3 separate regions of the Mus musculus genome follow, and all the other regions are linked to region 1. The links are chromatin contacts, found by Hi-C in ENCODE. All regions are on one chromosome and are shown on one strand. Each heading gives the region's core, a stretch centred on a gene start or an enhancer-like site at or near the end of the contact. The rest is flanking DNA. Distances are from core to core; before and after follow the strand shown.

What was found. Hi-C counts contacts between places; a loop is a spot of excess contacts on that map.
Region 2: a loop to region 1 is called in a map of heart, with 2.0 times the contacts of the local background. The contact joins the enhancer-like site here to the promoter of 2310016D23Rik in region 1. A Hi-C loop is called at or near these places in 1 of 37 maps with a recorded cell type or tissue (heart).
Region 3: a map of heart shows a loop between it and region 1 (2.0-fold over the local background). The contact joins the enhancer-like site here to the promoter of 2310016D23Rik in region 1. A Hi-C loop is called at or near these places in 4 of 37 maps with a recorded cell type or tissue (T-helper 17 cell, gastrocnemius and heart).

Annotation. Positions count from the first base shown.
Region 1 is chr1:60,775,893-60,780,642 of GRCm38, reverse strand. 2310016D23Rik (a long non-coding RNA gene) reads right to left here and starts at 2,182. Exons shown (of 3, transcript XR_865459.1): 1 at 1,727-2,182.
Region 2 is chr1:60,732,801-60,737,550 of GRCm38, reverse strand. No RefSeq gene overlaps it. Among named protein-coding and RNA genes, the nearest start is that of Cd28, 11 kb to the left of the region's middle. Within about 2 kb of position 2,315, at least 1 of the 3 ENCODE cell types and tissues checked has a DNase peak (open chromatin) inside an H3K27ac peak, as active enhancers do; it is heart, where a contact is called at or near this core.
Region 3 is chr1:60,813,608-60,818,357 of GRCm38, reverse strand. No RefSeq gene overlaps it. Among named protein-coding and RNA genes, the nearest start is that of 2310016D23Rik, 38 kb to the right of the region's middle. Within about 2 kb of position 2,342, at least 1 of the 3 ENCODE cell types and tissues checked has a DNase peak (open chromatin) inside an H3K27ac peak, as active enhancers do; it is heart, where a contact is called at or near this core.

The DNA.
Region 1 (4,750 bases), core at 933-3,432:
CACAGTTTTTGATTTGAGTGTAAGAGGCATGGTAATAAAATGCACTTTGACATTTTTAAAACCTTGTAAATTGCTAACCGGGCGGTGGTGGCACACGCCTTTTATCCCAGCACTCGGGAGGCAGAGGCAGGCAGATTTCTGAGTTCGAGGCCAGCCTGGTCTACAAAGTGAGTTCCAGGACAGCCAGGGCTACACAGAGAAACCCTGTCTCGAAAAACCAAAAAAAAAAAAAAAAAAAAAAACTTGTAAATTTTATCAGTAGTTTTCAAATTTCCCAAACCTTTTAATAGTACCTAGTTCATCTAATTTATCAAAAGACAAAACAGTTTTTGTGTGTTTTTCAGATAAAAGGTTGTATATTTACCTATCCACCTGTTTGTTCACTCAGTTAAAAGGTTTTAAGCACCAATATATTATACTCAAGATTTAATATACTATGAAGAATTCAGAAATCACTAGATTTATACTATCAAGTATTATTATTATTATTATTATTATTATTATTATTAGAGAAATGTCTATCTTTAAAAAAACAATGAAATTTTTCATGCTATTACATGAAGGTGATTTTCAAATTAAATTCACACAAGAAAGCCCATATAAATAAATATTTCTACCTTAAATCCACAAGTATTTCACTATTTATTTAAGAAAAAGTGACACATAATTTTTAACTAGTGGAGATAATGTGTACAAGAAATTGTAGGCTTTTTCAAATATTCCCAGCTGACAAAAACCTCAAAAAATACACATGTATATAAAAGCTATAATATGAAAAAATAAAACAGTTGTAATGTGGGATATAAAAAGTACAAGACATCTACACAGAAGTCCCTTTGTCTAATCCTTTCATATAGTAGTGAGTAGAAACTAGAGACAATCTGCCGTTGTCCCACCAGAAGGTTCAAGGGCAAAGACAAGAATTAGCCCCAAACTTAGTATTCTACGGGGCACAATAAGTCATAATTTCCCCCTGAGCTCTAAACCTGGAAGTTTACTTTTGCATTACTAACCTTAATTCACGAAACAAACAACCTACTGAAAGAGGCCAGATTTGAGGGGCAATGAAGGTTAAAACAAACAAACAAACAAACAGGAGAGAGGTGCTTGTAGGAGCTGGGACCTCTCTTCCTGTTTTGTTCTCAGTGGTTTTCATCCTAGGTTGCTTCCTTTTGAGACTGAGAATATGTCTCTCCCTATAAAGCTAGTAACCAAGCGGCAGAAAGATCGAAGTAGGCTCCACAAGATAAGTACTCTCCTGTCACAGCTTCAAGAGGAGGCTGAGCAGATTTAAGTCTTTCTTATGGCCTCTGTAGAGGCCCTGGGAAGGAACTGAGTGAATAACCTACACAGCAGTCCTACACACTATATAAGAAAAGTCTTGGAGGTCCTAAGGCTGTTCACCCAGACTGTAACTTGAACACATTAGTGTATCCTGGCTTTGCAGGATACACCATTCTGAGAGAGGTGTGCCTGCTCCTGGTATTACAGGCTGTTTGCATATTAAATCTTAGGTATTACAGGCTGCTTGCATATTAAATCTTAGGTATTACAGGCTGCTTGCATATTAAATCTTAGGCATCTGACCTTTTGGGGAGCAATTTCCTATTCTTGGCTGCACAAATGAAGCTAAATCTTACCCTATTTCTAAAATGCCCAGATAGAATGAATGAGTGTATGGCTCAGAGTGCCCCCACAGGCTGTTTCCAGAAAGAACTATTTGTACCTTGGGTGTAACCAGCAGCTGTAGACAAACAGGGTGGAGCAGCGATAAGGGATGACAAAGGCCGGGTCAGTGTCTATGATCTGTATAAAGCTGACTTTCACGCCTACCTGTGAAATGCCAAGCTTTAGTTTGCCCTTCCAGTGGGCAGCAGCAGGGGTTGCGGGTGCGGGTGAGGGTGTGCTCTCCTGGTCACCTATAAATAGTAGCTAAATTTAGATTTGAAAAAGTCATGGAAAGTGGTAGGAGGCCAGTCCTGAGACAGCTGCTTCTGGTCTCTGCTCCACCCACTCCACACTGGAGCTGAGTGTGGTCCATTTGGAAGGATTTGCAGGGTAATTCGTCTTTTTCATTACCTTGGACACGGGCCATACCCCCCCACCCCCACTGTGAATAAAAATTTATTTTGTTTCCTTGGAGATTGCATGGATTTGATGGTTGGACGAGAGGGAAAAGAGCAAAGAAAATGTAACAGTAATCATTGGGCTTTTAGCACTAATTTCCCGAGGATGCTGTCATCTTGAAATTCTCGTCCCCTTTGCTTTTAGTTTCCTGTTTCTCCTCCCCAGGATAGCTCTCTCTTGGATAAAGTCTCTCCCTCATTCTCTGCAAATCCTTGCCTTTTTTTTTTTTTTTAAATAAAGTTACTTGGACACTCACACTCCCAAGAGGTCTTTACATGCACCCAGACTGATCCCTTCTAGATGGTGTCTGGCGTTCAAAGACAAGCTCAAAGCTTAAAAGTGGTGCCTTGGTTCTGTCTCAGAGGTCAGCAAACTGCGGCCTACAGGCCAAGTCTAGCCACTGTCTGACACTGCACAGGCCATGAGCTGAAGAATGGATTGTATGTGTACATACGGCTAGGGTGATGGTGCAGCAATCAGAGGAATCACAATATCTGGCAAGAAAATTAAAGGAGAATCAAATACCAATATCCATAAGTAAAAGCTTGCTGAAATACAGCTAATCTCAGTTGTTTGTCTACAGTGACAGACTGCAGTAGCTACAAGAAACTATACAGTCACCAGAGTAACAGTAGATACACAATGTCTAAGTTCTACAGTCAGGACTAAGTAGGTGCCTTAAGGTGAATAGAAGGAGGTGAAGGGTTGTAAAATACACTCTGATTGGTCCACGCAGAGATAAGGACAACAGCGTTGCTCTATCGTTTCTCCTGTACCCAGTCCGCTTTTCAGAGCTGGGAAGACGGTCATCAAAATGTTGTTGGATGAATGAAGAAGAAGACAGGACAGAGAGGCACAAAGCAAATGAAACATGAGTTGCACCCTGTTTGGAATGAAAAAGCATCCCCATGACAACCTCCAGCTAGTCTTGCTTCATATCATCTATATCACTGGTTCCCAGACGTTAGCAAAAACCCTCACTTTGGATGCCAACGTATCGAATGCTCAGTGTGTGCATAAGAAATTGAAAAAAAAAGTCTGTATGAATCTGGCTAACTTTGCTGATGCTAATTCAAACCCACCTTTCTGACCCTCTTCCTCAGTCACCAAATGTACATCAATTTAGTCTAGACACTAAACTCAGATGAGGAAGTTATCAAGGGAAAGGAAATCAAATGTAAACTTCATAAATAAACCTTTTGTTCATCTCTCTCTCTTCTTCCCTCCCCCTCCCTCCCTCCCTTCCTCCCTCTCTCCCTCCCTCCCTCCCTCCCCATCTCTGTGCTTGCAGGTGACACCCACACATATCCTTCAGCGTTGGCAGAGATGTTCACTCAGATAATGACTGGAGTTCATGCTACCTGTTCTCATCTTCATGTGTCATCGTCACCATGCAAAACCACAACTATAGGAAAACAGAGCTGTTTGCTGCTCTTCTGTCTCAACTGACATTTCCACCCAGTTCACAGCTTGCCCTTTGGAGACAAAGGAGATTATCTGTCATTGAGATGCCTTTACATAATGAAGTATGAGTGAAATCCAGGCTATCCTTTACAACTTTTTATCCCCTTGAGTTTGTAGCCTTTCCAATCCTTTCGCAGAGTTTAAGTGGGCAAATGGCATAGGGCATGGCCTTTGGGAAGCACACATTCTGATCCTTGATTTTGCCCCAAGAGTGAGGTCAGCTCAGAAAGTCTGACATATTCTTGGACACACAGACTTTCAATGCAAGTAGTTTCAAGCATTGGGTCCAATGTCAACCCTGAAATGAGCAAAAGGCACTTAAGCTAGTGTTTCACATACTGCTCTGGACAGTAGTCTACAGTTTTAAGAACCATAAACCTATGATTCAAAAAAAAAACAAAAACAAAAACAAAAACCACACACACACCCTACTTTCAGAATGTCAGATGGGAAAACATAAGGAGGTCCAATCTCTCAGATGTATTTCTCAAAACCCAAGATCCTGAGTACCACTGCCAGCACATCAATGGAGGCTCAGTTGAGGAGAACACAGAGCACACCATCAGCAGGTTTCTAAGGTGGTTCCCAGACCATCTGTAGCTGCCTTTTACTGTGGGGGTCAGATTTCTGTTGCAATGAACCCAGGAGTTTCTTTGATTTGTCTCAACTATCTATCATCTCTGTTCCAGATATAACGAGAGATGACAAAAGATACTGCTTAAATAGGAATGTGGGTCTAGGGAGGTGGCTCAGTCAGTAAGGGACCTGTCGCATAAAGATCTAAGTTTGGATCCATTCCAAGCAGTCACGTAAAGAGTCAGGCTTTAAGGGGCTCACCTGACGTACTAGAGCTGGGAAGGTGGAGGCAGGAGCTTACTGCAGCTCACTGGCATGAGTCCTACATTCAGTGAGAAAGTCTGTCTCAAAAAGTACAGTGCAGAATGATAGAGAAAATATCCAACATCAGCATGTACATGCATACACATGTGCTTATGCACACACACACATGCACACACACACATACACAAAGATATATACACACATGGCTCTTCCCACTGAAAAGGAAACTACCCTGGGCTGGGGATGCAGCTCAGTTGTTTGCCTAGATGGAGCCCTGGACTGAATCTCCTACAAAGTGCACTAAAGGCTGTTGTTTGTT
Region 2 (4,750 bases), core at 1,066-3,565, 43 kb after region 1:
TTGGGATTCTGTTAACTAAAAGCACAGGATTTGAAGCCTCACAGAATTAGGGATTGCCTGCTCTGAGAGAGCTACAACCTCAATTCCTTTTATATAAAACAGAGATGAAAATATTTCACTCAATGTGTTGCTCATATTTCACAGAGTATGAATCTCCTCCACCCTTAAGATAGAAATATATTTAATCTTCATTTCACGTTGCTTATAAAGGCTGAATAAATGCTTGTTGGATCAATCAGAGCAGATCATCAAATGTACCTGTGGTCTATTTAGATGAACCCACTTTGCTACACAGAGTAGGTTCCTCCACACTCTTCTTTGGAAATTAGCATTAGTTTCTCCTTATTGAACACTCCTGAAGTTTGAACATATATAGGTATTAACTGCAAAAGTAGCATTGAAAGCTTCCAAGAGTTACAGCTGTCAAGCTGCAAGTTATTAAGAAAAAAAAAAAAAGACTTGTGGCTAGCTACTGGCACACAGAGCAAGCCAAGCAGCATAAAGTGTCTTTGATCTGGATTCTAGCTAGATACTTACTACTCATTTATATTCCTAATTCTCCCCACAGCTCCTTCTTACAGAGGTTTGAATGCTCCCAGGATGGTTGTAGGAAAATCATAAAACAAGTGATCCTGTCTTTCAGCTTTATAGGATTATGCCAGCTACTAGTATTTTAAAGAAGAATTTATTTAAAATGATAGACAATGATGAAGTTACAAAAGTAGTGTATATTATCCAAACACACAGAATCAATGCCTTACACAGAAAATTATGCGAAACCCAGAAAGGAAAGCTAAGGAAAGGCTACACTGATCATCTAATCCCACTGAGTACGCGGTACTAAAAACTTTTGCAAGAACAACTTAAGAGGTTTTATCAAGAATTACATGAAACGATATTGTGAAAATTTTCTTAGAGCAATTACCTAAAAGATCTAAGTGGATAGACTTTGGCCACTTAGCAGGTAGGCTTATCACTCTGAGTTATAAAAGCTGTAGCTAAGATTTATTCTCACTTAATCCTCACTCCAACCCAGGAGATGGAAGCATCATTATCCCCATTTCATGGGTAAGGAAACAAGAGCTCAGAGTGGTTAAGCCGTGTGTCCACAATGTAACTCTAAGCAACCGTCTTTTTTTTTTTTTTTTTTCTTTCATTCTGCTAAATGTGACTCTAAGGCACTGGTTCTCACCCTTCCTAATGCTCTGACCATTTAAAGCATTTCCTCACTTTGTGGTGACTCCCAACCATAAATTTGTTTTGTTGCTACTTCGTAACTGTTGTGTTTCTACTGTCATGAATCCCAATGTAAGAATTTGATATGCAGACTGTCTGATATGGGACCCCCAGGGGGGCATGACCTACTTGCTAAGAACTGCTTCTCCAAAGTCGTCTTTGATCAGGAAGGTGTGGTTCTCAGCACTACGGTGCTGACCTTATACTCATGGAGACCCCACCAGAAGAGGAAGCGAAGCCTGTACAGCCTTGCTCTCATCTGAAAGGAAGTTATCCTGACCAGACAAAGAACTGCATTACTGTCAGCAAGATGGGCGTATCATGAGCCTAGACAACAGGCACTGACAAAAGGTTCATGTATTTGTTGATCTGAAGAAAGCGAATCGGGGCACAGCATCATGAACATGGAGAAGGTATGCTGCCCTCAGACTCCAGCTAGGTCATTTCAACGGGGTAAACTTACATACCTGACATGGTTTTCTAAGAAGATGGTTATTGGTGAAATAGTTGACTATTCCTGAAATTCTGCATTTCTGAAAATCTGATGGTTTCACTGAGGTTGATCTAAAGACAGCCGCCTACCTCCTGGGTGGTACGGCACAGAGGGAGCAAGCATCCTGTGTCTGACTGATTTGCTGTTTTAAAAATCTGGGCTGTTTGGATATTTTCTGGAGACCAGAATGATAATTAACTATGACTGGGGTGGGAGAGCAAGGAAAGGAATGTATTTCACTCTGTGTCCTGTATTGACTGATGTCAACCTTTTCTATTCCTGACCATGCAATCAGTGGGATTGTAAGCAGGGCACCTCTGACCTCTTCAGGAACTAAAATCCTGTCCAAGCCTTGGGAAAACGGCCACGCTTGGGCTTCCTCCCCCTCTGCTGCAAGTTTTACAGGCCTTCGAACGTGTTGCTTAAAGCAGCAACCCCGGGAAATAAAGCTGTTAACTTCAACATTGCTCCCCGCGGCTGCTCATGTTACTGACCCACTGGGAATCTGTTCCTCCTCCCTGCTTTGCTGTGGCTCCCTGTCTCCTGCTCTTTCCCACAAGTTCCCACAGTCACTGGATAAGGAAGGTCAATCTGAATGCATCTGTCCACTTTCCGGAATGTCACGGAAGAGTAACAGCTGTTGACCTGCTATCCTGTTTGTCTCAAAAGCAGCTTGGATGAACTCCAGCTAATATATACAGTCTCTACTTCCTATGAAGGATGTAGGGCCAGGACAGTGTGCTTTCCACACTTGCTTTGAATTTTAGCATAAATGCAGTCTGCTTTTTAACATTGGATCTTATTACTAATAATTAATGGTTATACTTATGCCTACAGTTCGTCAAGCATTTGCGATGCAAGACAAGGTAGAACTGTCTCAAAGATGTAAGACTTAAGTTATCTAGAAAAAGCAGTATTCTTTTCTTCCTAAGTGACCATGCTCAGATATTTTTACACACACACACGTCTTTATCAATTTCCCACAAGTACACAGGATGAAATTAAAATTGTGCACTTTCTTCTAGAGATAGGAAAGAGAGGTACTTGGGAGGGGGAGAGGGAGCTAAATGGTGATGTGAGAGAATAAAGAAGCCTTTGGAAGCTAAGGCAAGTAGATCAAGAATCTGAGTGCCAGGGGCTGGAGAGATGGCTCAGTGGATAAGAGCACTGACTGCTCTTCCAAAGGTCCTGAGTTCAAATCCCAGCAACCACATGGTGGCTCACAACCATCCGTAATGAGATCTGACGCCCTCTTCTGGTGTGTCTGAAGACAGCTGCAGTGTATTTACATATAATAAATAAAGAAATCTTTAAAAATAAATAAATAAAAGAATTTCAGTGCCAGTCTGGGCTACGAACAATCAGTTTGCGGCCAGCCTGAGCTACATGATGAAACCCTATCTCAAAAAGAATGTACAAGAAAGAACAGGGAAAGACCACTAAGAGCAGATGAACATGGGTTTTGTCTAAGAATGCACCTAGAACACCCACAACACCCAGAACACCAGCGGTACATATGGTATCTTCTACATGTTGCCTTGAGAAAAATCCCAGACTATTTTTGTGCTCACAGAATGTAGCTCCTATGGTATCCCAGGCCACTCAGACTTGGAGTGCCTGGCACCAGGCTCATCATTCCACCCAGTCACAGACTCTGGATGGAGACTATGAATATGGGAAAACCTTATCCCCTCGGGGATTGGCTCTGAGTTAATTTCTCCTGCTATTGCTCACAGTGTGACATTTACTCATGTTTGCTGGACCAAATTATAGGGCTCTTCTGGGAAAACTGCAGTTGTTTAGCTGACCTCTCAACAGAACAAATAAGACTAGAAATGTATATAAGTCATATGAACTCGTTCACCCAATAGACTGGTACAGAGAATATCCAAGGGAGATTAAGGGAATTCCCGTGTTCCCCCCAAAATATAAGCCTTGAAGAAACATGGTGGAAGAAAACCCTAACCTACCTGGAGAGGCATGTGTGGGTGGGGTCACCATGATAAAGAGAATAAGCAAAACTGTCCAGACCACCGTCAGGAGGGGAGCTTGCTTTCCAGGCACAATATATACTACCAATAAAAGCCATGCTGCCTGGACTGCTTGTGCACCCACAGAGAGTTCAGTGAGGTGACAAGGAAAAGACACCAAGGAAGGCTTGGGCTGTGGCAGGCTGGTCACCATGAGTCTCCATGCCACACTTACTCTCTGAACTGAGCTCAGGGAAGAAGCCTTGAGGTAAGGCACAGCACACACCTCTGCTTTGCTGGCATGGATTTAGGAGGCATTCGCATAAAAGATCTGGTGTTTAGAACAGGTTGACTAGCCAATGTCAGTTTCATATGATTGCTATCAGTTGCTGTAAGCTGTGTCCAGCCGGAGTGCTGCACGGTCACAGCAGGGGAAGGGGAACACGAGCAATAGGCAGTGGTACTCAGGGGACTCCCAGCTCAGGGCCGCTACCAGCCGTGAAAAGGCTCCTTCTCACCTGTCCCTTAAATCTTGGCATTTTCCATCGTTGAGGTTTGGAAAGGATAATAAATTACTGTCTCCCACTTGCTGACTCAGTTTAAAATCAAGTAATAAAGACTAAGAAAGGCAAAGGAGTCAGGCTGATGGGCAGAGAACTGTCACCGAGGAAATCTACTGAGACCTGCAGCCACAGAAAGCAGCCCAGAATTCAGCACATTTATCCACCAGCCACAGGCATCTCTGGGGAACCACAGGCACTACCTCCAACCATAGAGTCGTTACTCCTAGCTAGTACATAGTATAGAAAAAAAGTTGGTCCCAGAGGTGGGGATGAGATACAAGAGAGTCAGGGGAGATGTGACATCAGGGGAGTGATTGTGTAAGTCAACAGAAAAGGCGAGATTTCAGATGCACAACCAAATGCATCCCAGAGAGGAAAACTGAAAGCCCGAGAAGCAGATGGTCGAGGTGGGCAGGGGGATTGGGGACAAGGAAAAAGAGGAAGGAACCCAGAACATAAGCCAGTTTTTTAATGTCTAGGATCAGAAG
Region 3 (4,750 bases), core at 1,093-3,592, 38 kb before region 1:
ATTCTCTATTTGTTGCTAGTATGGAAATATGACTAATTTTGCACATATGCCAATTATCTAAAGAGCCTGACAATTTCACATAGCAATATAGTTTGTAGATTCTTCTGGACTTTCTCCATATGTAATCATGTTATCTATGAATAATATCACTTTGTTCCCTCCCTTCCAACCATTACGCCTTTACCCACTGCATTTCATGGCTCCTTTTTAAGTCAAAAATTCCAAGTGACTGAGGTAATTTGAAATCATGATCTTATAACTCAGAACATTATCTTTTCTTCAACAATTTATCAAATTTGTAGATGTTAAATATGATTCCCATGTATCCCAGTATCTTGGAGACATTTTTAAACATGACTAAAACCAAAGCCATTGAGAATGCCCAAGAGACTTGGTTCCAAGCTGACACTCACTATTAATTTGCAACATCCCCCCACATAAGAACAAAAATCTTCATTCAAAAAAAACCTACATAAATTTCAGCTGCCATTCATTTCTCTACTAGAACATCACAATATTTCTGTCAAAGTATTCTCACATTCCATAGAGGTCATGGTTCAACAAGTATCTATCACTTTAAACAATGTGAAAAAATTTACTGCTTTCTCTGAATGAAACCTCTCCTGGCATCTTTGTGAAGACCACTTCTCCAGAACTAAGCAATCATAATATATCATTTAACAGTCTGTTCTGGAATTTAGCTAGGAGCCTATTTACTATGGATATAAGTTTTCTTTTGGAACTTTGGTGTCAACAACTTCCTCATCTCTAGTTTTCTGTTGTACTGTTTTCATACAGTAGAACATCTAACTCCAGCTCTTTTAACCATTCTGTAGCTGAGCAGGCCATATCCAACCACATCCTAACTTATATGTCAGTCAGGGTCCTGGAGGACCCAGAATCCACACCTTACTCCAGAAGAAAAGGGTGAAGGGATTTTAACAGGACTACTAGTGCAGTGTGAGCAGAACTAAGGAAACACACAGAGATGGTGAAAGCACCTGAAGAGAGTAAAAAACTGAAACAATCCTGAATCAGGCTGGGTATCAGCTGACACAGGTGGCACTGTGTAATTGAAGAAAGGGACCAATAACAAAACTGTGCACAATCTTTACGTAAATAAGAACTGATAGTGTGGTATCTTAATATGAATAAGAGTCAAGAAAGGGACTATCCAGCAAGCCTGAATGAAGCAGAGGAAGCTACTACTAGAATCCAGAGACTGTCATGTGGGGCAGCCAACCCAACATAGTCAGAGGATCAGGTATGGGAAGACAGAAGGATAAGGTACCCGAACTCACTCTCTCCATCAACGTGACCTTCTAAAATCCGGCTGATGCTTCTCATTGACTGAACCCCACTCGAAAAAGGAAGGCAGAAAGACAGACAGATAGACAGAGGTTGGCGGTAAGGGGAAGAGAGGGGGAAGGAGGGAGAAGGAGGAGGAAAGGGGGAAGAATTGAAATCTTAAAATAAGATCCAGTAATACTTGGAGCAGATTTTTGTCTTCCATCATGGGATGTGGCTGTATAAACTCTCCAGCTCATCGGCCACTCCTTCCCCACTTGCTCTGCTGTTTCCATCCATTTCTTTCGTACTGCAGTCATTTACAAGAGTCTGTATCTCATTTCAAGCAAAGCCCAGCTGATGAAGCAGTGGGTTAAGGTGCTTGCTGCCAAGCCTGATGACCCCTAGGAGCTACATCATAGAAGGTGAGGACTCCCTTATTCTCTGACCTCCAGAAGAGCATGAAGACACACATTCCCATGCATATACACTTATACAGACACATATTAGATACAATAGACAGACACACAGACAGATAGATGACGGACAGATAAATGTTTAAAAGGTCCATTCACTTTGTGTTATCTCCCTTTTGGAGACTTGGAAACCCCACCAATACATTTTGAAATAAGTCAAGTATTGTATTTTTTAACTGTTTCATAAGCTGTAAAATGGAAGATAATACCCTCCCTATGTTAGCTTCACTTCAAATGAGAATATTTCTTTTTTGATGACCAATTATTCCATTGCTAGGGTCTTTTTCATTTATTTTCCATCATTGGTAAATCATGTTTTAAAAAAACAACATCAAATTTTTAGGAGACTGAGATCTCCAGTGAAAGCCCAGTGGTTCCATTTACAAGCAAACTTCACTCCACACTTGACAATACGAATGGCACACTAAGCATGTCAACACTGAGTTCTTGACTTGTCCTTCACTGTGGAAATAGCCCTACAAGTGTAATCTCACCCTGCTTAGTCACAGACTAGGAATAGCCCATGGAGAGGTTGACCTTAGTGTGAACCTAACACTTGGATCCAGTAGCAGTAGGGTTCATCAGTCAGCTATGCTCCCTACAGCGAATTAAGGAATACGTTGTCGCACCTATCAAAACAGCATGCAGCGTTTAGAATTAGAAAAGCCTTGAGATTAGCTCGAAAAGGGAAAGTATTTGCCAATATTTGCCAGTTCACTGTTCATTTGTAATTTTTAAAAGAATCTTCAGCAAATGATCACGTGAACACTCTTTACTGGTAGATACCTGCTAGATAAAAAGCCTGGAGAAAGCTAATGGAGTAAACCTCCCACTTAATGCTGAAGGCAAATCACTCACTCCTACATCAGGACGGGAAAGCCCATTCCCAACACCCACCACTGAATGAGAAACTAAGTTGTCAAATAAAACACACAACAACTCTTTTATTAAATAAAAGTTAAAACATGTAAAGCTAAAATATTACCTAAAGAGTCATATATATAAGGTGGCACACGCCTTTAATCCCAGCATTTGGGAGGCAGAGGCAGGCAGATCTCTGAGTTCGAGGCCAGCCTGGTCTACAAAGTGAGTTCCAGGACAGCCAGAGCTACACAGAGAAACCCTGTCTCGAAAAACCAAATAATAATAATAATAATAATAATAATAATAATAATAATATCCAGGAAAGGAAGAAAATGATTAAAGCACAACCAATATCTTTCCTCGGGTAAGGAGGAAGAGGATTTAATAGAGGAAGGGTCAATGCTACTAGTTAAAGCTTATTTCTTACATTAAAACAGGTATACATTGGTATACATGGGATTGTTTTAACCGTGTACACATATACAAGTTATGGATACATTATTTGTGCTAATTCATTCATTGTATATTACACATTTATAAGAAAAATCACTTTGAGAGTAAATATAATAAAGCCTTTGACCCTTCAACCTTCCTTTTGAAATAGTTTCTATGTAGATACTATTCCTAGAAATTAAACATACTGCTGAGAATTTTGAAGATAATTGATTAAAGATGGAAAGACAAAAGAGGCCTGGGGAGCCAGCCCTAGGTTTCTGTTGTAATTTATTACTAAAATTGAACTACTTTACTCTCAGCTTAATAAAAGTTTAAGAGAAGGGAGTATGAGTGAAGCTCTGGGGATCCCAGCCCCTATGAGTCTTTTGTTTGGAACATCTGACCCTGTTCATGTCAATGAGGTATGAGCTATTGTCCATGACCCTCCTTGTACTGGACGGTAATAGACCACCCCAAGCACACTAGAGTGTATCTAATATAGGAGCTCTGATTTAAACAGTACTTTCAAGTTCAACCACATGCTTTGCTGACCTGTCGTCATTACACTTGTATATATTACCATGTGTATCTATGCACAGCCCCAGATTTGTGCTTCTTGTATTTGTGGTATTTTTGAAGATGCAGGAAGCACTAAGGTCCTTTGGAGAAATATGGGATAGAACAAAGCCTGAAAATGTCTCCTATGAATACTACTATTTTTTTTAAATGTATCTCTATGAAAAAAACTAAGATGCTCTTACTTGATGCAGGAAATAAGTATCATCACTTCTGGTTATACTAGGACCTAAATCTCTCCTCAATGTTATTCATATTTTTTTTTTCCTTTTTATGGGGGTTATCAAGGTCTTATGGTCAAAATCAATCATGCTTCCTCGCTGTCTCTCTATCTCTGTCTGCCTCTCTTATCTCTGTCTCTGTTTCTCTGTCTCTGTTTCTCTGCCTCTCTCTCTGTTTCTCTGTCTTTATCTCTCTCTCTGTCTCTCTATCTCTGCCTCTCTTATCTCTGTCTCTTATCTCTGCCTCTCTTATCTCTGTCTCTCTGTCTCTCTCTCTCTCTCTCTCCCCACGTTAAAAATCAAGCTGCCTTTTATTTTGGTGAGATGTTTAATTTGTATGCAAGAACACCTCTGTTTAATACTTTTGATCTTAGCTATTTGGAAATCCTTGCCCTGTTTCTGTCTGTGATGGAATTAGCAGCCACAGGCCTGGAGCTCTGCCTTTCTTCATCCAGTGACAAAGATGGATTGTTTTTGTTTGGGAGGGTTGTTGTTGTTGTTGCTGATGATTTATGTCAAGGTGAAGATAGAATCATTATGGAATCCAAGTTAGTAAGCAAAATAAGCTTTTTTTTTTTCCAGGATCAACTGCAACTGAAAATTAGTCTCTGTTACCTGAGCTCTGATCTTTGAGAGTGTCCTAGCTTCCCATTTTAAGACTAAAGAAAGTGAAGTTTTCTGGACATCGATTCAGATGTGAAAAGAACAGGCAGCTTCTTTATCTTATCCCAGGTCCTTCTATCTTCCTCCTCCAAGTCACGTATACATATCCTCAAGCACAAAGAACGATACAGATCCTCTTCTGAGCATGCTCAATACAGGCTTTCCATTAGGAAGCAGAAGAGTAGTATTCAAATCTCTCTCCTCTGTGTTGTCATAACAACCAGTTGA